Regions from separate parts of the Mus musculus genome. Here all the other regions are linked to region 1. A link is a loop called in an ENCODE intact Hi-C map of the cell type or tissue named here. Cell type or tissue: left cerebral cortex. All regions are shown on one strand. Region 1 overlaps Astn2 (astrotactin 2). Region 2 overlaps Astn2 (astrotactin 2). Region 3 overlaps Astn2 (astrotactin 2). Region 4 overlaps Astn2 (astrotactin 2). Region 5 overlaps Astn2 (astrotactin 2). Region 6 overlaps Astn2 (astrotactin 2). Region 7 overlaps Astn2 (astrotactin 2).

What was found. Hi-C counts contacts between places; a loop is a spot of excess contacts. Peaks named below come from ENCODE experiments on the same cell type or tissue, not always from the same donor. Only the 100,000 strongest peaks of a DNase experiment are listed, where the experiment ranks them.
Region 2: a loop joins it to region 1, with 2.1 times the contacts of the local background. A loop is called at or near these places in 3 of 42 quality-filtered maps.
Region 3: a loop joins it to region 1, with 3 times the contacts of the local background. A loop is called at or near these places in 2 of 42 quality-filtered maps.
Region 4: a loop joins it to region 1, with 2.4 times the contacts of the local background. A loop is called at or near these places in 2 of 42 quality-filtered maps.
Region 5: a loop joins it to region 1, with 2.3 times the contacts of the local background. A loop is called at or near these places in 2 of 42 quality-filtered maps.
Region 6: it touches region 1 in a loop (5-fold over the local background); 10 of 42 quality-filtered maps call a loop at or near these places.
Region 7: it touches region 1 in a loop (2.1-fold over the local background); 2 of 42 quality-filtered maps call a loop at or near these places.

The regions. Positions count from the first base shown.
Region 1 is chr4:66,398,821-66,402,820 of GRCm38, reverse strand. The region is part of intron 1 of Astn2 (astrotactin 2); the gene reads left to right. Among named protein-coding and RNA genes, the nearest start is that of Astn2, 3.7 kb to the left of the region's middle. In left cerebral cortex, a CTCF peak has its summit at 1,564; DNase peaks (open chromatin) are centred at 247, 850, 1,321, 1,530 and 1 more place; H3K4me3 peaks cover 1,608 bases; H3K27ac peaks cover 590 bases.
Region 2 is chr4:66,220,782-66,224,781 of GRCm38, reverse strand. All of the region lies in intron 2 of Astn2 (astrotactin 2), which reads left to right. Among named protein-coding and RNA genes, the nearest start is that of Astn2, 180 kb to the left of the region's middle. In left cerebral cortex, no CTCF peak of the experiment used is centred here; DNase peaks (open chromatin) are centred at 835 and 1,671.
Region 3 is chr4:66,023,207-66,027,206 of GRCm38, reverse strand. All of the region lies in intron 5 of Astn2 (astrotactin 2), which reads left to right. Among named protein-coding and RNA genes, the nearest start is that of Astn2, 380 kb to the left of the region's middle. In left cerebral cortex, no CTCF peak of the experiment used is centred here; a DNase peak (open chromatin) is centred at 1,638.
Region 4 is chr4:65,974,085-65,978,084 of GRCm38, reverse strand. All of the region lies in intron 6 of Astn2 (astrotactin 2), which reads left to right. Among named protein-coding and RNA genes, the nearest start is that of Gm31533, 350 kb to the right of the region's middle. In left cerebral cortex, no CTCF peak of the experiment used is centred here; DNase peaks (open chromatin) are centred at 961 and 1,622; H3K27ac peaks cover 1,893 bases.
Region 5 is chr4:66,169,212-66,173,211 of GRCm38, reverse strand. The region is part of intron 3 of Astn2 (astrotactin 2); the gene reads left to right. Among named protein-coding and RNA genes, the nearest start is that of Astn2, 230 kb to the left of the region's middle. In left cerebral cortex, no CTCF peak of the experiment used is centred here; DNase peaks (open chromatin) are centred at 1,157 and 2,174; H3K27ac peaks cover 771 bases.
Region 6 is chr4:65,653,027-65,657,026 of GRCm38, reverse strand. The region is part of intron 13 of Astn2 (astrotactin 2); the gene reads left to right. Among named protein-coding and RNA genes, the nearest start is that of Gm31533, 27 kb to the right of the region's middle. In left cerebral cortex, a CTCF peak has its summit at 2,120 (motif pointing left); a DNase peak (open chromatin) is centred at 2,106.
Region 7 is chr4:66,031,821-66,035,820 of GRCm38, reverse strand. The region is part of intron 5 of Astn2 (astrotactin 2); the gene reads left to right. Among named protein-coding and RNA genes, the nearest start is that of Astn2, 370 kb to the left of the region's middle. In left cerebral cortex, a CTCF peak has its summit at 1,808; no DNase peak of the experiment used is centred here.

The DNA.
Region 1 (4,000 bases):
CGGGAGAGGCGCCAAGGGCTCGCGTGGAGACGCTTCTGCAGGATCCTTGTTTTGGGAGGGATCTGAATCTTGTTCTAGTGTCGCGAAGTGGCGGGCTTTAGTGGTTGGCATACTTAGGAGCCAACCTGGAAGCTCCGTATTAACTCTTTGCTCTCCGGAAAAGACTTTCAGATTAATGGACTAGACTTCACTCTTCTGGGAGCCCTGATGGTTTTTGTATTTGCTAATGCCTCCCTCCTTTCCCTTTCCTTTACGCATTTGAGCCAGCAGCCAACCTAACCACTAGGTTTGGAGGCACCATGCTTTTCTGACTGGTTGTTACATGAGTATGTGGAGCTTTCTAGTGGAGGCAAAGCAGGAAAACTACTGGTGGGTTCCCGGGAGACTTCCGGTGGCAGTATGGCTCAATCTCAATCAATCTCTCTCTCTCTCTCTCTCTCTCTCTCTCTCTCTCTCTCTCTCTCTCTCTCTCATGCAAAGGACACATAGACTCATGTACACAGACTCACAGTAGTGTTTTTTTATGTGCACCCATGCAGCTCACGTCTGAGGAAGTCGGTACAGAGGGTCTAGGTGGAGTTCTTGGGAGCACCAAGCTCCCTCAGGCTTGAGTTTGTGTATGTATGTTCTCTCCCAATATACAAAAGTGATCTCCACCTATTTCAATCATGCCCCTTTCCGTCCATTCTGACATATCTCCCCTTCAAGATTTTTGAATATTCATCCAAGTGAGGGAGAAAGAGTGCAGGCCTATGAGTAGTGTCTCCACTGTCAGTCAGAACTCCAGAGCTTTCCAGTTCATCAAATATGTGAGGATCAGGGCCAGCTAGATATAGAGGTGCCCGCAAATTTCTGGAGCTAGCAGTTCGTGCCATTTTAAACTTTGGCTTTCAAGAGGATGACTACCTCAGTAAAAGTCAACAGAATCCTGAGCTGGAAGTTTTGAGCTCCTCGGACAGAATAAGATTGAGAGTCCCTGATACTCTCTCCATTTGGAGCCTTGTGCTAATGCGCAGCCGGGAGCTGGGTGATTGGAGAACTTCTGCCCCCTAGAATGGCCTGATACTTACCTCTTTGGCTGCACTAAGCTTTTTTTGTACCCACCCAGGGATCTGGGTTCCCACCCCCACCCCTCTTCCCACCCCAGAGTCCTGCATTGGCAGCTCAAGAGCTCCCGACAGGGATTTGGCTAGCGAGGTACTCAGCAGATGGCAGGGTATAGCAGGAGCTGTGTAGGGAGACGTGGGCTTTTTATTTGTGTTGGTCTTAGACTGTTTGCATGTAAACATGGAGTGCACAATGAGCTCGGAGAGGGCCAGGCTGGCTGGCAATGAGGGCTGGTGGCAGCACAAGGAGGGGGTGGGCAGTGTGAGTTATTTATGCTCACCTCTTCCCCAAGCTTGTAAGGCAGCGCCATTGCACCTCTGAACCTTTACGCCTGCTGTCTAGCATTTGCTTCTGGACCCTTAGGTTAGATTTTCACCGCAACTTTGTTTTTTTTTTAGGGAGGGGTAACAGCTGTGTGCACAAAATCGGGGCTCAAATCCTGCCACTAGTGGGGAGTGTGGAGCCACCACTAGGGGAGGATGCTGCCTGGCAAAACCTTCCCTGCCATGTCTTGGGTCCTGGGCTCAGAGTTGCTGATTGTATTAATGGCTGCAAAAAATACAAACACCTAGTTAGGGACCCTTAGTATAATTCTCTGCACACATTGTCTAGCATCCTTAGTCACTAAAGTCATCTTTTCTTATTTCATTCTGTTTTTTTTTTAATTAGTCTTATTAGCTTTGCTATTGGTAATTCTTGAGGGATTGAACTCATTTTCTTTAGATCCCTTCCTTTTTGTATCTACATTCTCCCATTAAATCAGACCTGCTTTCTGTAGAAGGGAGTTCATTTTAAATGTTTAAGATCTCCCAACTTTCAATGTCTGGACCTCTTATTTTGAATCTGATTATGTCAATGGCATTGACAAAGTAAAATGTCCCTAAAAGTGATCAAAGAATAGCAAGTAGTTATTGAATCTTTAATGTCATGCTGGGAGTATTATTCTTACCATGCATTATTAATTCACACAAAATAATATGGGAAACGAACTACTGCTATCCCATTTGGTAGATGAGGACACGTTCTTAAAGACTCCAGTAGAAAGTGGAACTATAAGTGTAGGATTGGAACTGAGATCTTAATCTCTTGGATGCTTATATTCTTGGCAATTGTCAAGTTGGCATTCTGAACAAAGTGTGCTATTTATACTGGACAAGGTATTGGATAGAGAAAAATTCTAGTCATCAACAAGAAGAAAAAACATCTTTGTAGGGATCACCACTGTGTCAGTGAGCTGAATAGGAGGGTTTGAAAGTGATACATGAAGTAAATAATAAAGTCCTAGGATTCTGGGATGTCAGCAGCATACTGCTCCATGGTTCCTATGAGTGCGGAGATGACGTGACATCAGGGAAGAAAGTCATATCTATAGATTCTAGGAAATTTGTGGACACTTTGCATAGCAGAAAAAAATGAGCTTATGTGCATTGAAGATTATAGAAGAAAATTTGAAGGAACTTTGAATGCTAAAATGTAACATGGGAACTTAGTGCTAGGATCTAGTAATCTCTTCTATGGCTCACAGTGACCTTGAATAGGTCATTTACTCCTCCAGAAACTCAGGTCTCTGTGCTTTAATATGAGTGGGTAGATGAGCCCTAAAATAATTCTTTAGTGTAAAGTGTCTATGAAGTTGAAGTGCTCTGACCTACTCTGCCACTTTGACTCACTCCTTGTGCTTCTCACTTCTGTTTTCCATTGTTGGTAACATTGGAATGTTGGTAAGGATAGAAGGGCTTCTGAGGTGAACCTGTGTGTCACACAGTCCTTGTCCGCTGCCAGGTAACCCTGCAGTCTGCACCTGGATTTAACTTTCATGCCCACAAATAGGGAGATGTAATCCTTTCTTCTGTCCGTGATAGTCAAGAGGCCACAGTGTTTACAGCCTCCCCTGATTTAGTCAAAGAAGAACAAAAAGTGCTAAATCTGAGTAAACATCATTTCTGTGTAATCTGCTCTAGTGTGTAAACCTGACGGGACAACATTGCTGTGAATAGCCAGTAGGGATGTGAAGAAAGACAGTCCTTGAGCCCATCTTTAAATGCACCTGGAAATATCTGGCAAAATTCTGATGCTAGATCCCTGAAAGGATATTCCTTGCAAGAAACTGACCAGCTTAGGTGGAAGAGAAATATATGATATAAAATGCTAAGGTGATCAGTCCAATGGTCACTCCAGTGACAGTTTCTGGAAGTCTTCAAAGAAATTGATACTCAAAGGTGGGTTAAAGGACTAGGCACCTAACCGAGGGTGGCTGCAAGCAGAGAATTTAATCAGAGAATGGTTCACAGAGGGCTGAAGAAGTTTCCTTCAAATGTCACCAGTGCACAATGAGGAATCTGTGCTTTTGTGGAGAGTCTCGTTTTAAAAATGTTCGAAAAGGCAAGGATAGAAAAGTAGGGACAGGCTGGGGGAGCTGTCCAGCAGCTCAGGTGCTGACCCCAAGGTTATAATACAAACATGCTGGAAGATGGTGAGGTCACTGCTCACAGAGCGCAGTTTTTGTCCAAACATTAGAAAGGGAACATATGACCATAGAGACTTTGTGACTGTTTTCCCCTTCCGGTTTGATTCTAAAGATCCATACCCATCATTTGGAAGGAGGAACAGTGGTTACAAGAGAGCTATGTCTCTGGATGAGAATCCTGACTCCAGAATATTTTCTAATATCATTTCTGTTGTTCAGTTGTGAGAGATTCTGATATGAAAAGGGGGAGACTATCTCAAAATAATGTTGTGCTTCAAGCAATGTTTTTACTCTATCAGCCATTAAGTGATATATTTAAATAACAGTCAAATTTCAGTGTCCATCCTGCTGTAAATTGTAAATTGGGGATAATTGTAAACAGGATTTTGTTTTGTTTTGTTATGTTTTAAGTTGCAGTGGATCAGG
Region 2 (4,000 bases), 180 kb after region 1:
GTAGATGATATTTTCCATTAGTAGGCAACCAGCTCCTGGGTTGATAGTCTCCTGGGCAATCACATCCTTTGGTATGCTTCTCTGATATTACTGCCTGGTCTAGAACATCATCAATCTGGCAAAATTAGTGCTGTTACATTGTCATTATTCTCCTGGCTTCGAGAAATACTTCTTTGTGCTTTATCCTTGCATTCCAACAAGAATAGCCTTCCTAAAGCACAGTCTTACCATGGTGATATCCTTCTAATGTAACTCAGAGGCCAGAGGCTACCCAGCACTGGAAGGTACACAATGTGGCATCATCAAAGCAACTGCTTTAGGTGAATTGAATCATTTACCCATGAATGCATTCAGCCTTTATTCAGCATTGTCCATGTGTCAAATGCTGTTAATAATTTTCATGTATATAGCATGAATGGACCAAATATTTATCCTGTGTGGTTACTATTTTTTTCATGGAGAATATAGATGTTACAATGTAGATTGTCAAATTTATAGCAGCTGTCATAAGGACAAATAAAATATAGTCATGAATACAGAATGGAAGGTAGGGTTTTATGTTTTAAGAGATGGCTGCAGGACATAGTTCAGACAAAGCAGCACTTATTTGGAATCACACAAAGTAGCATGGGGACAAGGAAGCCATTATAGTATCTGGGGGAGTGGAGTTTCAGCAGAGAATGGAAGACTAGGTTGATTTTTCAGCAGTCACTGCCTTCAGATTGAACTTTGTGGTTCTAAGTGAAGTTTTTTCTTCTAAGTGAAGATTCAAAGATGCTGAGACTTGGAGAAGCATTCATTTTCCCTCCCACTTGATTAGTCTTGACTCACCTTCATCTCTGGCTACTCTCTGTTGGTTCCATTCCCACAGAGTCACTTATAGACTCTTCCCACTCACTCATCGCTCCATTTAGGGGAATCATTATTTCTGTCATTTCCACTCATACTCATTTCATCTCCAGTCCAAATTTCAGAGTTATCCCTTTATCTAAGAGGCCTTTGGTGACCTTCCTTTGCTTTCTTCCATTTTGTCTGCTTGTTCACAGGTTTAATTGTAGCTGTGCCATTCGTGAGACTATGAGATTATGAAGTCATTTGAGTCAGTGTTTGGTACATGACCAGTACTCTGTGAGTGTTTATGGAATAAATGCATTTACAAAGAACTGATTTGACTTGACAGCAGGACCAGATAATGACTAAGGCATCTTTTCAAAAGCCATTAATAAATTAATAGATCAGTGGAAATACTTGTTAAGTGTTAACCAATGAAAATGTCCGATCCATGTGAAAATATTGAAAACTTGACTGAATAAAATCACTCTTTACACATGCAAGGTACATTATACCAATCTGTCTCTCTTTGCTCATTTGATCTTTACAAGAGGAGAGACATCAAAAAGCCAAGAAAACTGTGTCAAAGAAGACCAGTGAGTTTGAAAACTATGGCATCCACACTCAAACCTCCTAGTCCATTGCTGGCTCTGCCTATCTGAGTGCCTGTATCGCTAAAAGCTAAGCATATGGATATATATATGTATGTCTGTGCGTGCTTCTGTGTATATGCAGGCAGGTCCATGTGGTGAATTAGGCAAGAAGTTCACAGGAAGCCTTCTGTTGCCACCTGGACTCAAATGTCCCTGCGGGGGCAGTGTGTAATATAACTCAGACATCCGCTTCCAAAAAGCAGGGTTGGAAATGAGTGTGGGTGGTTAGTTAGTTGATTTCTAAAGAAAGGGAGCGAGCAGAGTGAGGAGGTGGTGATGCTTGCTGGGGAAAATATCACCTTGAGGGCCCTTGAAGCTAAAGTCTCAACAGGCTGAGGCACAACAGGAAAGAACACAGTCATTCAACTGCAGCTCTAGGACCTGGGTTCCAGCTTTAGCTCTGCTGTTTTCCTGCACTATTACGAAAGTCAGCACCCTCTGCCTTCTGGGTTTCAATCTAAAATCTTGCAAAGGAAATGAAGCAATGGAGTGAGGGATGGAAGAGGGTAGATCTGTGGTTTGTCGGTTTGTAAGTCACGGTCCCTGGGATTCTTCGGGGTCTGCTGCTATGTTTTGTGGCCAAAGGTTGTAATGGTAAAGGGAAATGAAATGCCTGCTGTTTTGCCCTCAATCTTTGGGAAACTATTTCTTTACATGTTTTGTGTGTGTGTGTGTGTGTGTGTGTGTGTGTGTGTGTGTGTGTGTGTGTGTGTGTGTGTATGTGTGTGTTTGGAGTGTGGTTGGAGCTGGTGAGTAAAATTTCACCTGGATGAAGTTTTTCTATCACTTCAAGTTTGAACACTTCTGGGCAAAATTATCTTAATGGTTCCCAGTTTGTGAAAGGACAATCAGTGAGAATAATGCTTTCCAATTTTAGGCACCCGATTGACAGAGGATGGAGAACAGGTTGCAGGTGGCAGAGCTAAGACAGACAGAAAGGACAGAAAGACACCATCAACCTGGAATCCTGGAACTTGGGGATTTAGGTCTGTGAAAACAGACTTCCTGGGGATCCCCCCCCTTTTATAACTTTATGCTTTATTGGTTTGTTTCTCTTTTCTTCTCTATGCTGAGCAGTTCAGGAAGAGCCTGTTAGGATTTGAGGAGCTCTGAGCTATCTCAGCAAAGCTATATATGCTCCTTCTCTTAACAAACATGGAGTGTAGAAGAAAGACAGGAGAGCAGATATTTTCAACAGCCATTGAAAGATTGGTTGGGAACACCCTTTGTTCTTTTTTTTTCTGTCTAAGCTCCGCCCCACAGTTACCTGGCAACAGTTAGGTATGCTTGATTCACTAAAAAAGGGGCTGCTTGCCCCCTCCTCACTTTCTTGCTCTTTTGCTTTCTATTCCTGTCTCTCTCCCCTTTATCTTCCCCCTTCTCTCGCCATGTGCTTATGGCTAGCCTCTACTCCTCTACCCCTCTACCCCTCTACCCCTCTACCCCTCTACCCCTCTACCCCTCTACCCCTCTACCCCTCTACCCCCCCCCTCTCTCTCTCTCTCTCTCTCTCTCCCTCTCTCTCTCCCCCTGCCTTTCTCTGTTTCTCCTACCCCCTTAACTCCCCTCCCTATGCCCTGAATAAACTCTATTCTATACTATACCATCCTGTGCCTGGTCCCACAGGATAAGGGATGCCTCAGCATGGGCCAGCAAAGACACCCCATTCCCTTATACCTGACTACACCTACATAGAATATATTCCCCCCTCTCTTTATCTTTTTATAAAAACATAATTTCAGAAGCAAAGGCAACACAAGAATGTCTGTAGCTCAGTTGTGGCCTTATGCAGATGGGTAAACAGTCTATCAGAAGCAGGCTGAACAGCCCATCTTACTCTGATGAATCCTGTAGTGTACTATACAAAGCAGAACAAAGGATCTACTGACCTTGATCTCTAATGCAAATCTGGTTATCTTGTCTTCATTCAACTGTCTGAGGTTGGTACTTCTATCTCTATGGGGTTTGGTTAAAGAGGTCTGAAGGATTATAAAATCTGCAGAAAATACAGACTCTAGTACTGCTTTTAGAAAAACATACTCAAAGTATATGTTCTTATGAATATTTAATAGCATCTGATTGGACTACAAAGCCAGTCGCCACTGAACAAACATCCTTGCTTTGTAACGACCCTCTGGCTACCCAGTCTCTGGATTAACCTTGCTCTGTGTCATCACTTCAGAAGCTCTCCATGATTCAAACCAGGAAATGTTAGAGTCCATTGCCATCCCAACTTCTCATCATAAGAGCAAAATGGACACTTGTAGTTTGTACAGTATTCACAATGTTATCTGGTGTTTAGCAAGGACTGGGCACCTCTCTCTGGAGAAACCTGCATCCATATCTTGGGTGTGTATGTATTTTCCTTTTACTAAATGCAACCTTTTTTCCTCTCTCCCTTAATATCTTTGCTTAAATTTACATTAAACCCATTTCTTAGTAAGTTCTAGTTCTATTACATAGTGGTGGATTCCAGAATTCTTTTCTATAGTCAGGAATCCCAGGCTTTCTTTTTG
Region 3 (4,000 bases), 380 kb after region 1:
ATCTGTAATTGAAAGATGATGGTTTAGGCAGAAGATGTTTGTTTTCATACTCCTCGTCCTGAGATGCACAGGTCCTCAAACCAGCTGAGACTTGAGAAGTCTGGATCAGATGTGGATGTAGAGGTCTCCAGAAGAGCCTGCAAACTGAACAAAGACAAATTCAAATGTATGTGCTACTCTAAAGTGTCTTCATTCTTGAAAAGAGTAGAATTATTTTCCTATCATTCATTCAGTAAACGGTTTTGGTGAGACCCTGCTGGTGCAGCAGTGAGACTTGCGAAAGAGAACGAGGTGTTGGTGAACACCTGCTTGGAAGTCCCTAAATCCAAAGCTCAGCACTGATGCTGCCAGCACCACCCCAACACTTCTCTTCCCTTCATCTCAAGCTCCTAATTTGTTAAGTAGGAATGCTGATGTTGTAAAATGGAGTTCTTGTGCCAAATACACATAAAGGTTTCTTTAATCTTTTTGTAAAATTTATTTTATTGGTTTAATTGATTTGTATGAGTAACTGTTGATGTATCTGCCATATATGTGTGGATGCCTGCTGAGGTCAGCAGAGAGCATCATGGCCCTAGTAACTGGAGTTAGAAGTGATTATAGGTCACTCTATAGTGCTGCTGGGAACTATGATCACCTTCTCTGGAACAGCAACAAGTGCACTTACAAACAATCTCTGCAGGCCCAAATCTAACCTTTGAAATCACATATGAAAGAAAAGGATCTGAAATTCAGAGAGATTTAACCCCTTAGGATACAACTGGAGGATTAGAACTTTTACCCAGGTGTATTTGACCCCAAGTTCAGTGCTTTAGTCTTCTCTACCATACTGTCTCATATTTGGATGTAGACATTCGATTTAGGGCTTATCCTAAATCCAGGATGATCTCAGCTTCTAATAGTGAACTTACATTCATCCACAAAACCCCACTTTCCAAATACATTCATCATGCACAGTATTCCATAGAGACATCTTTGAAGGACTTACTTCATTCCATGGTAAGCAGATAGCAGAGATAAAGTTCAAAGAAAATTAGACAGCAGCTAGATACCAGGAACTGAATATTTTTGTTAAAGCACCAAGTACCTTATACCTTTCATCCTGTGCATTATTTTTTTTAAATTGTTTTATTTATTACCTTCTAGTTTTTAATTGAGGTGATACAAGGTCATCCTTTCCCTCTAGGAATTTCTCCAATTGTAATATCAGAAATAATCTGTAGTTTCCTTTAATAGCTTTCCAACATAGATTTTCTAGAGCCCCAAGACTCAGGCCAAGACTCTTCCCTCTATTCCATCCTCACAAAGCAGTCTGAGTGGAAGCTAGAGTACAGCGGCTTGGAGGAAACCTCAACTCTCCCAGAGGCCCCTGCTGGACCATGATAACAGCTCTCTTACACCAGTATTAATCTTTAATTGCTATTTGATTTGATTTAACATGATCTTCTGCTTGTAAAACACCTTGAAATGTTTCAGCGTTGTGAGCGTGTCCTGGAAACGCCACTTTATTGTATTAACAAGTCTCGGCCTGAACATAAAGGGAGATAATTAGAAACAGCAAAGTCCCCTGACATGCTCAGGGCAGCCAAAAAGCTCTCGGGAAAACAATCCTTTCAGCTGCTTTCATGTTTCCAAAAGCGAAAGCTGTTGGAGAGGCCCCAGTGGGTAGGAAGCTTATTAGGGTGACTTGGCATGCTATTTATAGCTCTCAGCTGGCTCGCCTTTTGTCCAGCTCATGTAGCCCTGTGGATTCCCAGATCTCTAGTAAGTTTGTTCTACAACTGCTAGGACCCCAACCTAGGAGCACACTGTATTGCCAGCAATTGATCTGTGAGAGCTTTTGGCATACTTGGGGCGTTTTCTCACAAAGACAAGCATGTTGTATACACAAGGGGGTAAAGTTCCCAGGCTAGCCTATAAAAGTTGATATGTCTTACAGTGGATCAAAAGCACTGCAATATCATTCTTAGATATCCGGATGCTCAGATGAGACCCAAGTGGATTTGTAGCCTAACAAAGACTACTTAAAGGGTGACTAAGCTACAAACCAGTTTTTCCTAAGTATAGCCTCAGCTAATGCTTTATGATGTGATATATTTGAATTAGAGTTATACTTGACATAGCAAGTGCATAATGAAAATCTACATAAGTTAATTTGGTTGTGCTTTAAAGCTGTTCCATGAAGCTTGAACTTCATCGGAAAGAGTGCAGCAGGGTTGGTTGGCTTTTGAGGCAACCAGACATCCTTGAGAACCTCCACCGTGGTGTGCCTGGTGCAGAGCAATAGTAAAAGTGATGGTTCAGAGACAGGTTACCGTTCTCTGCATCCATTGTCTTCCTGATTAACTGATAAAGACATGACTCCAGATGAAGTTTCTGGCTTTATGTAGAGTCCTAATTAATGTGTAATGTGTAAAAAAAATAATATTACTGCCTTTATTTGGTTTATTTTTAAAAAATGAAAGAATGTATTTCACATATGACTAGAGTCATAAGCCCAGATTCCAATAGGTATTGAGCTTTACATTGTGTTTTTAATTGTGGATGGGGGTATATTTATGTGATGAATGTTTGTGCATACGTGAGCATGTGTGCGTGTCTGAAGTATGTCTGCCTGTGCATGAACATGCCAAATATTGATGTCCAATACCTTCCTCTCTCCCTCTCCATGTTACTTAAGGAATCACAGACTCTCAATGCACCTGAAGACCTCCAACTGGTTTGTGTGCTGCAGCATCGCACTATAGTTTTAAGAAGTTGATTCTGGGAATCCAAACACAGTTCTTTTGCTTGTGAAACAAGGAACCCACTGAGCGATCTCCTCAGTCCCAACTTTGAGGTTTTTTTGCTTTATTTTTTTCCCCAATTTTATACATATATAATACATTCTCTTAACTCTCATCCCACCCTTTTCTCCCATTCCTTCTTACAAGCCCACTTCACAATTCACGTCTTTTCCTTTCTATTCTTACTCACTGGCTTTAACCAGAGTCTAAGTGTGTCCACGAGTTTGGAGCTATCAGTTGGAGTCTGATGTGCTTACCTTTCAATGCTGATTGGAGATAATGAATATCCCTCTCTTAGGATGTATTGATACTGAATAGTCTAACATGGAGAGGTAGGGTGTAACCACTCTCTCACTGACTCAAGAAAAACTGCTGATAGACCCAGTCCTATACAGACCCAGTGTGGGCCACAGTGGTGGCTGTGAGACCATGTTTGCAATGACAGTGTTAGGCTCGAAGGGTAGTATTTTGCAGTTCTTCTCCAGGTCTCCTGACTCATATATTCTTTCTGAGCCTCTTCGTAATGTTCTCTGAGCCTGGCCTTGGAGAGTGTACTGTGACTATCCTAGTTAGGTGATCATTCAATCCCTCATTTATTCTTACACTTTGAATCTATCTGATTTTTAGACCTTGCCATGATTCTCCATTTATAGGAACAAAAGTTAATAATTTGTGGATAAGAGAAATTTTGCGTTGAAATCATTCTTCTCAACCCTATCTCATCATCCTTATTTAATAGATTATAGGTAGGGTTTAAAGTATTTTTACCAAACTCTACAGAAGCTTCTGAGGCAGAGAGCAATTCAAAGTGTTATAAACCCAATGGAATGAAGGTGTTGAAAGAGAACTCCCTTTTAAGTGATGCGTACAGTTTAAATGATACAGTCTAGAAGTGGTTTCTAGTCTGAGGGGAAAAAGATGATCAAATGACATCTAGAGCATAGGAGTGGACATCTTGGTTGATCTAAAGCATGGCATTGGGTATAGGTGTGGCAATAGATAAGCACACATTATGGGAAATCCTGCAGGAACTGCTTCCCACTGATGCAATGCTTCTCACTGGGTTGTGCATGCCAAACGAACTGGGTCTTCACCCAGGCTCCACCTTCTATGATCATGATGCTCTCAGACAAACAGTGCTGTTTTTCCCTACATTCCTTGCCTTTCTCACTAGGAAAATAAATTGTGCTATAAAGAGGATTAATAAAAACCAT
Region 4 (4,000 bases), 420 kb after region 1:
GATCACTGTTACTTTATTCTTTCAGATTACTTATTACACGTGCTTTCCCCCTTCTTTCCTCGTTCCTCTCCTTCTCTTTCTCCTAGTTTCCCTCTGTCCATCACATGTTTGCATAGCACCATCTCTGTGACACATACTCGGGATGAAGCCGTGAATAAAGCCAAACTCTGGTATCTCCCAGTTTAGTGGCAATAAAAACATTAAATACAGTGTGTAAGTCCTATCACGGTGTGTCTGACTGAATGCTGTGAAGAAGCACATGAAGAATAGCTGAAAACACTAAGCTATGTATGATTGATGTTGCTGAGGAAGGTGCTCATTGGTGTTATCCAATCTATGTATTATACCACTGTAGCTTGCCTAGTGGACTATGGCTGATGGCATGCTTCACAGTAAGGAGAAAGGACATATCTCTAAATTTGTGTAGACCTTGTGTGGAAATGTCTTTATAATTGTAATAACAATAGCACTAGTAATAAGAATGCATTCTTCCCTGTGCTAAATGCTTTGCAAAGCTTTGCTTCATTTATTTATGTTACCTTATAAAGTATGTCCACATATTATAAAGTAAAGTCTATGTGAACCTACACAAGTCATATGATAATAAGGATGTCATTTAAATCCTTTTTCATCATACATGCAGAAAGAATAGTTTCACATTAACATGTATAAACATAGCAAGTTCAAGTATATTATGTAACCCAAGAAGAGGTGGGATCTAATCTCAATGCTGCCTCCTTCCTTTGAGACCTTGAGTATACTAGAACACCATCCCTGGCTTCAGGAAGCATCACTCAGTGATTAAAATAAGGTCAATCACGGTCAACTCTGTACCTCCACGCATACTTCATGACTCTGGGAAAATGCCTACTTTCCAAACTGCAGTATCTTCATTGTAAATCATGGGAAAAATCCAAGAATCCACTATGTGTTAGTCATTTTGAAAGTAAGAGAAACACTAGACTTTAAAACTTGCAGGATGTTATAATATGTAAAATAAGCTAGGCACAGAAAGACAAACAACACATCTTCCCACTCATATAGAAGCTAAAAATATATGATCTCACAGAAGGGTAGAGTGCTGGGTACTGGAGTTTGGAGATGGAAGGGGGCAGGAGGATCAGAAATGATTGTTCATTGCATATGAATGTGTCATTAGAGAGGAGAAATTTGTTCTAGTTCCCTATAACATACTGTAGTAACATGGTTAGCAATAATTTCTTCCATTTTTCAGAGTGATTAAAAGAAAAGATATTGGCCATTTTTAAATCAAAAGAAATGATAAATGTTTGGTGAGGGATCGGAAGTAATAACTTCCCTGAATTAATCGACATATAGTAATTACATGTGTAAAGGTTTTTACATTGTACCCCATACACATATACATTTCTGGGTCAACTTAAAAATATTCATTTATGCTATGAGGTGTAAGACCTTAGTATCATGTTAGTCTTCCTAGTCTTGTCTCTTCAAGATGGTTCAAATCAATCCGTGTAGCCATACAGTCCCTGGTGTAGATGCTGAGAGCAGAGGCAGCTGAACAAACTTCCCACAGCCCACAAGTTGCCATTTGAAGAAAGCTTAGAAGGATCACGGCCAAGTTTCTCTGGGGACTGCAAGCTCCCAAGGCTGTCTGGATGAAAAAGAAAGTTGTGGGAAGTGACTGTGGTGGGGAAGATATATCCCCATCTCTAGCTCTCAGCTCCAGATGCCAAGGGACTTTCAGCATCCTCAGTGCCAGTGAGAGTATGTGAGGAGGAAGCATGCAATGTTTTCCAAAGGGAGATTATGAGATGAGAAGAATAATTACAACCCGTGCATCCCCCACCCAGCTCTCAATACCCAGTAAAGCCTTGCTATTTTGCTTTCTTCCTCAGCTGGCCCCTTTGGGTTATCTAAAGCAAATATATCTTCAGCTGTTCAGTCTTAGGATTCCCTAAAGCCGTTGGTAACTCCTGGAATCTTTGCTAATGCCCTGGGCATCTGATCATCAGACTTGCCTCTTGGTCATTGGCTACCCATGATGCTCCTGGCTATGTCTTTCCTTTATTATAACTCTGCTTCACATTTGAACTTTTCCAGTAAATTCATACTTTCAGATGTGAATCTGACATTTGCTGAGCTCAGGATAAGAAATCAAATTCTGGGAAAAGTTCAAATGTAACAAGCATTAAAGTTGGATGAGCTGGTAAAGAGGACATGGGCTACAGAGACCAACCCATCCACAGGATTCAAATCTATACTCTCACACTTACTAAATATGTGTCTTGAAAGAGTCTTGATACTTCTAGTCACAAGACAATTTAAAATACTCACATTGTCTTTAAAATTAAAACCATGAATTCCTCCCTTACAGGGGAGTGATGAATATAAATTAGGGAAATGCATAAAAATTGTCAAAAATGCTTGTTCAGTAAGTGCTAATCTACCCTCAATGACATCATGTTTTCGGTGGGCATTGGGAAAGGCGTATTTAAAGACCGTAACAACTGACTAACCTGAAACCAGTGGGACCCAAAAGAAGATTCTGCAAGGTTGCCAGGGAAGAGTGAGTTATTTACCCTGAGACAGAAAGAGGGCCTTACACCATAAACTGAAATAGGATGGATAGGGATTTAGGGACAAGGCCTGTATTTCTTTTAGTAATGAGATGAGAGAGGTAAGACAAGATAAATGGTCTTCCAGCTAAAGGGGGCAACATGAAGGAAGGTGTGGTAAGTCCAGGTTAAAAAAATAATGGATGGAAGCTGGGGCTCCGTCTGAGTGTAAATGCGAGTTCAGGAGAGAGCCAGACTGAAAGGGAAGCCCCATATTTATAGTTCTGGAGCTCAAATCTAAGGCCTTTTTCATGTTAGTTGTGTGTTTGACCACTTGAGGTAACACACAGGCCCAGTATTCAACTTCCAGCCTAAAAATGGCTATGTTGGAACAACTGAACTTATTATTATTTTTTTAATGAATGATGTGGAGGGAGAGAAAAAAAAATGTGAGAGCAACACAAAAGGAGTGTGTGAAGGAGTATGTGCATGCATGAAAATGTTATAGTGAAACCCAGTACAATGTATGTTTTATGTATGATAAAATACTCGTTAAAGGGAAGAACTAGCAGCTGGTGACATAGTGGAGAAGGTGACTGGCAATTTGCCACGAGGACCTGAGTTAGGATTCCTAACATTCACCTAGAAAAGTCAGGCATGCTTCCTTGCATTTGTAACCTGAATTGAGGAAGGAGCAGAAGCAGAAAGATTTCTGGAGCTGGCTGGCCAGCAAGTCTAGAAAAACCAATGACCTATGGCATCAGTGAGAGACTCTCTCAGAAAAATAAAGTAAAATATGTTAGAAGGTAATACCTGACACTAGCCGCTGGCTGGCACACACGTCCATGAAATCCTGAAAGAAAACAAATACTATACAAATACTATACATACATATACATTACACTGAGAGAGACAGAGAGAGACAGAGAGAGACAGACAGACAGAGAGAGAGAGAGAGAGAGAGAGAGAGAGAGAGAGAGAGAGAGAGAGAGAGGAGATGAGGAGATGGTTCTGTAGTAAACATCAGTGACTCATCTTCCCAGGACGAAAGTTCAATTTCCAATACCCACATGATGGCTTCCAACTATCTAGGTCTAGGGGATCAGACACCCTCTTTTGGCTTTCATTGACACCAGGCATAAATTCAGGCAAATATTTACTCATATGACACACACACACACACACACACACACACACACACACTTATGTGTGTAATTCAGAATTCACGCTCTAGAGTTTGAATCAATACATATCTAGATTCAAAGGCCAGCGGTAGGATTTCTCAACTTGTTGATGAAACCAATGATACTTATACTCTTAGCTCATTTCTTAATCTTGTAGGACTGTGAGAATTAAATGAGACAGCAGGACAGGGGTCAGTACAGTGTTCTGCAAGCAGGAAGCATTGACAGTGTTACCTTTTATTAGCCATTATCACCACTCCCTTATTCTAAGTTGACTTC
Region 5 (4,000 bases), 230 kb after region 1:
AAGTAGCCAGCAAACAACGTTGTTCTGAAAATAACGATGTTATTTCTAAATATTTCCCAATTTCTAAAAGAAAGAGCCATTGCGTGGATATGGCGTGGATGTATACACTACTGCTGTCTTAAGGAGCTCTGATGAATCTGGATCTCCTAGCCCCCGTGAGAAACCCCTGGCTATCTTGAGAAATATTTTGTCATGAAAATTACTAGGTACTGTGACAGGCACACCTTCATACCAGGCTTCATCACCACGTACAAGATAATATGAAGCTGTGTGACTTTGGTCAGATCTGATCAATGACATCGGGATTTCTTCAAACACCCAGCAAGGCTTGCTTTGAGGAATCAGGTACCTGCAGCTGCCTTCACTAAACCAGGCACCTGTAGCTGTAGCACACCCTCGAAGCATCAGCTCCTGTCCTGAACAGTTAAGAATCCATTTGGTCCAAGCAGGGCTGGTGTGCCCTGCGTCTAAAAAAATTTTTTTTTGTTTATAAAAGGCACAGCTTATCAAATAGATAAATCAGGTACTGATACATTATTTTCTTAAACAGTTCTTTATTTTACAAAAGCATTTACCTCATTTACCGTAGGTCTCCTTTCAATATATAACTGTCTACTAGTACATGGAAAAAGACTAGGGCACTTAACTGACTTTTATCTTTCCTGGAAGTTTAGAGACTGTAGCTTTAAAGACAGCAAAGACATAATGCATGGCTTTCTGAGACCAGCCAGTAGTAGGATTTTTAAAAAGTGCTTGGGACAGGGAAGGTACAGGCATGAATGCCGTTCTCAGTAGTCCTCAGAGAGTGCCTTGTTCTAGGCCAAGTTGACTGACTCTCTTTTAGTCTTCATTTATGTCTTTCTTTTTTTCTTTTTTCTTTCCCTTTTTTGTCGATGATACTGGTTTAACAAGAATACAGACTGTCCACGCTTTGATCTTGGGATGCCTTGCATTTGAAGAATCTGGTTCAGTTCTATCCCTTTTTTAAGTCGGACTTTTTCTATCTCTATGATGAGCAACTTGGACCTCTCCAGGTCTAAACCTGCAGTTTCCAGTTTCCTTCTCTTTTGCTAGTATACATGTGGCAGGGACCAGAAGTTCAACACCATGTGACTGGTGGGCATGGCTAATGGGGTACATATGGAAAGAGATGTTCTTAGGAACCTCCCACGCCTCCCCCCCATACACACACTGAAAGAAGAGATTTAGTTTTATGTAAACTCTATCTACTGAGGTCCCTCCAGAGAAATGATGCAATGGGGAGGAAAGGCATTCTAACTAGCAATCAGAGCCTTCTAATCAGTGCCATAATCCAGTCCCCAGTCCATGTCAACAGCTTCCTGGCTCCATGGCTGTTCTGCAAGTGTCCCACAAGGAGGTCAGCAGAGAGAGATATCACTTCCTCCTCATTTCCCTGGTGAATGAAGCCTTCAGAGACCAGATGCAGCCACTTCATTATAATTACGTTAAGTGCCGCCTGATTGGCGCTGTTCATCACCCTGGGGAAGAAGCCTGGCCCAGTGGACAGACAGGCTGCCTGCTTTGGCTCAGTGCGGCTCCAGCTGTGTCCTTGGCAGTGAAGGACGTGGTTTTCCTTGAAGACCACAGCTCCTCATCAGGGAAAATAGAACAATGCCTGGGGTGGGAGTAGAGTACTGTAGTGATCCGTGTTCTCAGGTTCTTCTAGAGAGAAGAGGCTGCCATGCACTTTACCTGCTCTTAGACAAGGTAAGATGCTCAACCTAAAAGGGAAAGCATACCTGTATTAGCTTGGCTTCTACCTGACATCTCCAGTCTTCCTGTACATCATGGAGGAGAAACAATTGCTGCATTGTGCTCTCCCATGGCCAGAAAAGGAAGTCTCCATTTGTAGGAGAGTCAGAGGCTTACAGAGAGCCCTCTTCCAACAACTGTACTTCTACCACCCCAATTCTTCTTGCATAGTATGTGGTACAAGGTTGTGGGGTTTTTACAAGTGAAAGAGTAAGACTGATAAATCTGGAAAGACGTCATGAGATGGGCTTCAACAAGGGAATGTGAAGCTGCAGAAAATTCAAGCATGAAGGTGAAGGGGTGGAGCCAAGATACCACTGCAAAATGGTGAGCAGGAGCAGGACTCTGATGCAAGTCTGCCCACACCCGCCAACTCTTGAAATCTACTGATATTTCGTACCTATGAGGGAAAATTAGAAAATGTCTGTGTCTCTCACTGTCCTCATTTCTAAATAGGGAAATGGAAAAAAATCACATGCATTTCCAGGCTGTTGTAAGGCGAAATGAGTTAATGTGTGTCACTAGGCTTTGAGGAGTGCTTATTGCAAAAGAAAGTTTCAATTACTGTTCCTTTTTTTAGTGTGTGAGTCCTCTGCAAATAGATCAGGCACTCTGTTTCTTCATTTAGCTCTCACAAATAGTCAGCAACTCATTCATTCATTCACATACTTCACAAATAGTCATTAGGGCTCAGAGAAAAGGTGATGATGGCTGGCATAGCTCTGTCCTTGGAGACGTTATCCTCTTATGGGTGACATCAGACTGGAACCTTGAGATCTGTACCAGTATGTATGTCAGGCACTTACTGATTTCATTAATCCAGGAAAACCCCTTGATGTGTGATTTTGGTGATGACAGGAAGTGCTTGACCTGGGTTTTGACTGTTGAAGAAGGTCTTTCTGAAAGAGAAAGATTTAAGATGCAGCTAGAGGATATACGGTACCAAAATAAATCAGGGGAATTGGCTCCAACTGAGGATCAGTTTATTTCATGGTCAGATAGGAGAGTGTGCCTAGAATTCCTAAAATGAGTTTGGGTCAGAGTGTTCTGTAGAATATGAGGGGAACTGAGGCATGGCAGGCTGAGCCTGCTTTGTAGACGTGACATAGCTGGTATAGACCTGCCTGAGATGAAAGCTATTCTTGCAATCCTCTAGGAAGGGTGTCATGGTAGGCAAGCCCTCTGCATTTACCGGAAGGAGAGGACAGCAATAGCAAGAGGGTGTTGGTGAAATTAGTGACTTAGAGAAGAAGGCAGGCTGGCAGAGCCCAGCTAAATTTGGACCTATCTCTTCTAATTCCCTGGGGGTTACAGGGCGAAGCTGGAGTAATTTCAAAATAACCCAGTTCATGCTCCAGGGTTTAATATCTCTCGTGTCTCCTGGGTCATCGTGGCACAAGGAAGCCCTGCTCTGATCAGTGGTATATAAAGTGTTTTCAGTTTTTCATTATTCTGTGAGTATCACTGTGTGTGTGTGTGTGTGTGTGGTTCCTTCTATCCCTTCCCCTAAATCATGCTGAGTTCCTACTGAGAGAAATACACAGGACTTGGGTGAAATCTTATTTATTCTTTGGAAAGCATGCAGTACAAAATCATTTCTCTCTCTCTCTCTGCATAAATATGCATGAAGCTGGCCTAGTCTTCTCTCCCCGGGAAGCATGGGAAAGAGGGGATAGAACCCCATGTGGCTAGTGTCACAGCCCTGCCCAGGGCTCCTGGCACCCCATTAATCAGGGGGGAAACAGCAGCCTCATGAACTGTGAAATTAGCAGGCCCCCAACAGCCCTGGAGCCCAGTGGAGCAGGGACTCCATTTCACAGCTGGAAGGTACCAGCATGGAGGGAGTAGGAAGGGAACCAAGCCCAGCAGGTCCAGAGCAGCAGTGCTCCCCTCACAAGTAAGTCTTGATAAGAAGCTACGTCTTGTTTAAGGTATGAGCTAGGGAAAAAGATGCACAAGCGAAGGAGCACAGTGACTGGTAATGATCTTTATAACCAGTACCACGCATGTGCCTGCCATCCAGCCATTCTTCTCTGCATCCAGGCACCATCTGCAGAGACCCTGGCTTTATGCTGTGCACTCCTTGTGGATTTCTTTATTCATCTATCACGTTCGCATAATCACAAGAGCCCATTTCACAGAGCATCATAAATAGGACCTCAGGGTGATGCACTGTTTTGAGAAGTGAAGGAACTCTGTCTGACCCCAGAGTCTCCATCCTGTATTT
Region 6 (4,000 bases), 750 kb after region 1:
TTATGGCCTGGGAACATGAACTCAGTGTACCCCAAATATCATATTCCAACATGGAGATGATCTCATGAATTTTTATAGGAAAAAAAAGAACATCACAAATAAAGGCATTTATTCAAAATTCATTTATTGGTGGAAATACCATGAAGGCAGGCTACAGAAACAGGCAGGAAATCTCCACTATCGATGTCAAATGCTGTTTGATGACATTCATAGCTTGTGGATTGATGTAAGCTAATGGTTATTTAAGACAATGTATTATAGAAGGGTTGACCTGATAACAAAACATTAGGTAAGAGACAAATGGGCAATGAATGCTCTTGAAATGAAGAAATATAGCCCAAGACAATTGACCTCTGTATTTTAACATCCAAACTCTCCACAATCATGAAGTTTGAAATAGCTAATCAGACTAGAAAGTATTTTGAGTCATCTTGTTGAAAGGCTAGACTCAAACCTTTAACAACTCTCTGATGAGGAAACATTCTGGACAGTGAACCATCAGAGAAGTATCTATCAAAAGTCAGGGGCTGTGTGCGTACTGCCATCTTTTGTTTTCTTCACGTTATCAAGAAACACTCATCAAGCATCTATACTTGACTTACCCGTACTCAGTTTCACAGTTTGGCCCTCAGAGCCCCTCTGGGCATTGTTTGAGGACACGCTGAGCCTGCAGCACAGTGAGAAATAGAGGTTTTCCATGGGTAGATCTATGGCTGAAAACTTGTAAAACCTTTCTTGGAAGAACTGTGTGTGACAGATGTAATCTGAGTCACTTTCCTAAAAGCAGTGGCCTGTTGGGTGGTCTGAGTGGTAAACAGAAGTGGCCCAGGTGCAGAGAAAAGGCAAAACCTCCCAGAGAGGAGACACATTCCAGCTGGAGGATGTATAATGGGAGCCTGTCCCATGAGAGGACAGCAAGTACAACCTGGTGATGATGGTCCTGAATGGGCAGCAGGAGTCAGAAGGGGTTGGATTGTATGGGATCTTCTAGACTGTAATACACTCTACACTGCATTTCTACACTCTACACTGTATTTCTGTAATACACTCTGCACTGTATTTCTCTACACTGCAGTACAGCATCCTTACTCTCTCTTGGTTTTCCCCAATGGAGAAACATCCAGTACTCCCCTTATGCTGTAGCCCTTGATACTCAAAACATGACTTGGATTCATGCAGATTTGCAGAGAACGGTACCCACTCAATGTCAGTATTCTAGGATATGCTTAAAATTTTTGTTGAAAACTTTATATGCCCAGTACAGGGGAACACCAGGGCCAAGAAGTGGGAGTGGGCGGGTAGGGGAGCAGGATGGGTAGGGTAGGGTATGGGGGACTTTCAGGATAGCATTTGAAATGTAAATGAAGAAAATACCTGATAAAAATTGGGGAAAAAACTAAATAAAAAAAATTTTTTTGCTGAGTTGTTTCTGTATAATTCAGTTGAGACTTGACTTCCACACGGATGTATTTTGAAGACATTGGTCTAAACAGTGACCCTGTTGCTAAACTATCAAACCCAAATACACATGCAGGATATCATGTTCCATAGTGGCTATGCTCATGAGTGCTTCCTGTTCTCATCTCTAAAAGTGTTTCTGGCTTAGTCAATGATCAAGAGAACAGACTCCATCCTGGCTGTATTCCCTGAATGTGAGTACTCATTTGAACATAAATTTGCTTAGGGCAGGCACCAAACTACAAACCAGAGGGGTTAGCGTGATCTGTGGCTACTGTCACTTCCCAACTAGAGAACCTGTTTCCTCAACAATAAAATCAGATGAATTCTGTCTCTCTGTCTCTGTCTCTCTGTGTCTGTCTGTCTGTCTGTCTGTCTGTCTCTCTGTCTCTCTCTCTCTCTCACACACACACACACACACACACACATACACAGTGTCGGGGGATGAGAGGAAGAGAGAGGATTGTAAGAGGTAAAGAGCAGAATTGCATATGCCACCTCTGGGTCCCTTCCTCAGCCTTGGACTTTCAGGCTCTCTCAGTTTCCATCTTAGGGCTCTCTCTTCCCAGCAGAACTTTCCCAAGGCTATTTTCCCACATCTGTATTTTGCCTTGTCCTCGAGCACACTGATGTGAAGGCCCTGGGCGCCCTCTGCTGGCTGAGGCCATGCAGGCCTGTAGCCATTGCCCAGGCAGTCAGGAATGGATTTATTGCCAGAAAAGACTGGCTGTCCTGTTATTCTTCACTTCATCCTTATGTGTGTGCCTCACTCTTAGCTTTCTATGCTACCTGACTCCTTCTTCTCCTTCTCATGAGCTTCATCATGTTTCTTTCTGGAACTCAGAGGGAAGTATTTGTGGAAGAAGAGGCACCTTAAGCCATGTTTCCTGCCACTTGACTTTGCCCACGTCCATCTTTCTGTTGTCCATTGATATCAGATATCAGCAGACTGACTTGGAGCACAGGGGTTGGAGGTGGGAATGAGGGGTACCAGTCTGTATGTATTCCCTCTTCTGATGTTTAAAAAACATGTACAGAAGTTGATGGATATAGAGGAAACCACCCACCCTAAAGAAGGGAATATCCCTCCAAAGTCTAACTCCCATGTGTGCTCAGACTGTAAATCACTGAAGGACACTTGGCACCTATTGCTTAAGTAGAAGAATGCAGTTGTGCCCCCTCAGAGTAAGAACTGCTCAGCTCTCAATGAGAACAGAGCCTCTGTAAGCACTCAGGTTGTAAGATGCCACAGGTCCTTTTCTGAGTCCTGCTTGGAGTCTGGGAATCTCAAACATTGACACTTTTATAACTCTGAGGACCTCAGTCTGTCCATCCCAGGGAAAGACTTTCAGCCCTTAACTTACTGAGATAAGAAGTATGGAGTCCATGACCTCATTACCTAGGACCTCACACCTACAATGTTATGGCCTCGAGTTGTTAAAGTTCTTTTAAATTAAAGTTTTCATCTCTACCCTGGGGAGTTTAATAGCACCTACTTCATACAGTGCGGTAAAGTGCTTACCAGGGTGCCCAACAGACAGTACGTGCTAAAGGAAGTCATTTCTACTCTTCCTCTATAGCAAGATGGAAAACTTTTACAATCCTTGTATTACAGATGAGAAAATTGAAGTTTAGTAGCTTTGTCTCTGATTACTCTGGTAGGATATCATGTGGGGAGACCTGGAGCCCAGTATTCAGCGCCATTAAAATTAGTTTCTGCTACCTATAATTCAAGTACTCATGAGTCACATGATAAAGGGTTTCTTACAATCCAACCAGAATGCCTTACAAGGAGCTCACTGGTTGTACTTTGTGGCCATTATTTCTCTCTCTTACCCGGTTGGGAAGATCTGGGGGACAAGGGACAAAGTTGGTCATTCTGTCTGTAGGACTCAACTCGGAGCTATGTGACCAGCTTAGGACCTGCTTCCATTTTACTGCCCATTTGAAGAAAGATCTGTAGTCTCAGCAACCACGTCACTGCTGTTATCTTGAGTGTAGGATTTCCATTTCCTGGAAAGCTGATTACTCCATACCCTGTGCTGTTTGTGGCTCCCAGATTAGCAAATCATGTGACTCTACAGATGGACATCAGATACACAAAAAATACTCTTCTTTAGGTTCTATTCTCATCAACCTGGACTCTCATTGTTGTTTCTGTTTTTTTTTATACACAATACCAGCTCAAGAGCCATGGTAAATATTAAATATCAAGATATATGGAAAGTATTTTGATAGTGCCCAGCAAACTAAGAATGCAATGAATAAGACAGATGCTGAAGTAATGGTGATGCTGGAGATGTTGAAGGTGCACATAACATCACCTTTTCTGGAACCAGCCCTAGAGAACTTTTTCACTAAGTGAACAGATTGGTGACAGACTTCAAACGTCTCTAGGGAATGGTATGAGCATATGCGGTAAAGACAAGAACGTGACCCAGTAGGCAGTTTCTCGGCTGCTTCTGAGCTGCCTGGTGTCCAGGCTTTAAATGGCTTAGTTTAACATCAGGTATTTTTGTATTTGTCTCTGATTTTCACTTCA
Region 7 (4,000 bases), 370 kb after region 1:
TAGGTCCTGGAAGTTGAAAATACATTGGCTGGGCTTTCTGCTCTGGGCTTTACAAGGCTATGGTTGCTATTGGAGGCTAAGACTCCTTTGAGGTACAGGGACCTCTTTCAAGCTCATGTCGTTGTTGGCAGAATGCATTTCCATATATCTATAGATGCAGTGTGCCTGCTTTCCTGCTAGTTGATTTCAGGGACCACTGTAAATCTCAAGGCTACTCACAAGGCTTTGGCACCTGACCTTCATAGACAACTCAAAATCTAATTCTACAAGCTCATCAGAAAAATATTCATATTGATTTCCATCCTTAATGTCCTAATCTCTTTTCAAGGCTCACCTAAATTGGCCAGACCTATCAATGACAAATTCCTTTTTGATGAATTCAGAGTCCACCGAGATAAGAATATTGTCTTGTCCTAGATATGTCTGCATTTCTGTCATATAATGTAACCTAATCATGGAATACCATATTTACAGTCACCATCCATATTAAAGAGAACGTCATAGATTCTATGGAGGGATGGAAATGTTAGAGGTTATTTCAGAACTTTGCCCTCTACTGGAATTTAAACAATGGCATAAGTGAAAGACACATCTTTAGGAGATGAAATAAACAGAAGTAGAAGAAACTAGAGTATACCTTGCCATGATAGGCTCAAGATTGAATTAAAGCAAGTATGTTCTTTGTATACCACAGCTCAGGGAAACTTGCCATGAGAACACGTTAGTAGTGCAGGACATATAGATATTGAGGGCATATGTTACAGCACAGCCACTCAGTGAAACATACTTTTCTGTAGATTGAAAAAGGTCTTTCATTTCATTCATGGCGAGCCAAATTGATAGCCATCTACTTCGTCTAATTAGAGAGAACTTAAGACAACTCCGGGTCATCTCTGGCTTGGGCTGTAAAACACTTAAAGCCTTGGACAGGATGCTTTGTCTCTATCTATTCAACAGATTATGCTGCTTGGCTTGAATAAATTTCATCTGAGGCCTCTCGGATCTCTGGGACCTTTTTCACTTGTTATTTAGTATGCACTGCAATACTAGGAACAGCATGACTTTCTGGACTGTCAGGGTCAATAAGACATGGCTCCAGACAGTAAGATGTTCCTTCTTTGGTTTCCACCCACATTAAATCCACCTTCAAGGCATCTGTGCAGCTATGTGTTTCAGAATTAGTCATGATGCTTTGCTTACTGCTTTTACCTTTTACCCAAGGGTGACGACCCTTGTAAATAATGCAATGACCCTCCTTAAGGAAACAGAACACATAGAGACAACCAAGCAACTCCTAGGCCAGTAAACTCATTCCACATCTTCTCTCTCCATATTTGTATGTGTCCTCGTTACCAATACTATGGCTGCAAATAGACATCCTCATTGTTCTCTGTTATAACACCATATATAATATGCATTTGACATGAAGCTCTAAACCTGAATGTAGAATCTCTAATACTGAAAAATTAACGTGAGCCTGAGTATCCAAAGAGAGGGGAATGGTTGAGTAAATGATGATGCATCAGTTTGTAAGAATACTGTTCAGCCAGATAATTGCAAAGTAGAGCAGAATTTATAAACCACAATGATTGCTTTTGAGGACAAACAGAACAATTCATTTAAAAAGAAATATGTGGGTGAATCACAATATGTTGTGCACGGTTGTATTTATTTATCCTTCTGTTATTTATATACTGCCTACTTCCAAAAGGGACTTGAGGTGGGTGGATTTGCTGAAAGTAACCCAGGCCAGGCTAAAGCATTGAATTCATGGTCTTTAGAGCTAAACACCCCTAGTGGTGAGTCCTGGAAGTGTGGATGTGGGCAAACAATGGTGGCTTTTCTTGTCACAGTTTGTTCTAACAGTAGTTTCCAGGTTGAAATGAAATCATCTCAGTCAATCCCTTAATACAGTTCCTGGAAAGATGTAAATGATAAACAAATCGTGACTTCAGAATGGACCCCTTCACTTCAAGAGTGAGAAGCTTGTCTCGGCAGCGAGGTCCTACCACCTCAGAAGTCTGTTATATCTTTAATTGATTTAAAAATTTAAAAAGTGTTGTTTGTACAAGTTTTATTATGCATTGAAATCCCTGCATGCCTGGTGTTGACATCCCCAGAGGCAAGAGCATATTTCATCTTCACCTAATAGGAAAAACAGAGGGGGCAGGGAGAAGAATCAAAAGTAAATTTCAACATCTTAGTTGGATGGGCCCTATCCCATGAGATTAATCTTATATTCATTCTTTCAGTGAAACATGAGTTTAATAAAAGGTCAGTTTTCTCCTTTATCATGGTTCCCAATACCACAGAGAAAGTAAAAATGTAAAAATGCTAGAATTTTTTAAACCTATTAATTTTGAAACTTTAATCCAAAATGTAACAGACCAAAGCAGAAACAGTAATTTTCTCTTGGATTCTCTTCCTTCCTTCCTTCCTTCCTTCCTTCCTTCCTTCCTTCCTTCCTTCCTTCCTTCCTTCCTTCCTTCCCCTTTCTCTCTCTCTCTCTCTCTCTCTCTCTCTCTCTCTCTCTCTCTCTCTCTCTCTTTCTTTCTTTCTCTGATCTTTCTCTAGTTGGGGCTGTAGCTGGAACTCATTGCCTTAAGGTACTACACTGAAAATGAGGCAGACTGGTAGCCTCTGCTCCTGAGGTCTTGTTAAGGTATAGAGCTCAAACTAGTGAAGAACATCACAGCCATCTAATTCTGAAGCCACAGTGGAGCTAACCATGATTCTGTAATGTTTTTGGTGGGTCTCCAACTCTGTTTCTGATTACAAGGTAACTTTCCCTTTGAAAGAAAAGTCAAGGTAATCTAATAGGAGCCACATGCTTATAACAAAAGAGGCCTAGAGGTAAGGTTTTTGGATATATAGGGTGTGTCAATCAAGAGTGTTTCTCCAAAGAAGAATAATTTTATAGCAGATGTTTAAAGAAATCATAGGAAACTTTAAACAGAGAAGACAGATTGTTCCAGGCTAGTGAGGTGACTAGCTTTTAAGCAGGGTACTAGCTTTAAGACTAAGGTAATTTCAGTTTATGAGATTCTCAGCCAAAATGAACCCACAAATAGAGAGAAGTAAAACAGTTTCATTTGGTTTCGTTCTTTGATGGGGAAGGCAGTTGTTTAGAGAGTGGACTGTAGTAAAAGGCCAGAAGCTTTCACACATGCAAAGACAGAAGATGAGAACCTGAGATAGAGGATATCTGAACTGAGCTGTGAAACACAAGATTGCTTCATAAAGGAAAAGACAGAATAAGGAGTCTCTAGAACGAGTGAGATGGAGATACAGTGAGGTAGAGGAGAAGGTCTGGCACACTGTATATTCTTCTTTTTTTATTTTATTAGATATTTTTATTTTATTTTATTTTATTTTATTTTATTTTATTTTATTAGATATTAGATACATTTCAAATGCTATCCAGAAAGTTCCCTATACCCTCCTTCCTCCCTGCTCCCCTACCCACCCACTCCTACTTCTTGGCCCTGGCGTTCCCCTGTACTGGGGCATATAAAGTTTGCAAGACCAAGGGGCCTCTCTTCCCAATGATGGCTGACTAGGCCATCATCTGCTACATATGCAGCTAGAGACACGAGCTCTGGGGTGCTTAAGAGAAATCATTTTGATTCAAAGGAAGGAAGAGCATGGGGATCACATCTTGACCGCTTCATTGACTATAAAGTATACGAAACGAGGGCTTGAACACTGGTCTGACTCGCTGTGGTGACAAGAGACCAGCCAAGTGATCATTTCAGATCTGTGTGGCAGAAAGGTCACACTTCCTGTGCTTGAAAGCTGTATCACCAGAATAATAGTAGAATTCGGAAAAATAGATAGGAGACTGTACCAACAATCTGGGTGGAAATGGACACCATCTTACCTAAGGCAAATGCCATGGAGGTGGTGCAAGAACAGTCTTTGTTGTCAGAAGCCACACCCAGGTACCTGCTTCATATGGTCCAGTCTGATAGCCATAGCAACAGCCTCTTTAACATCCCTG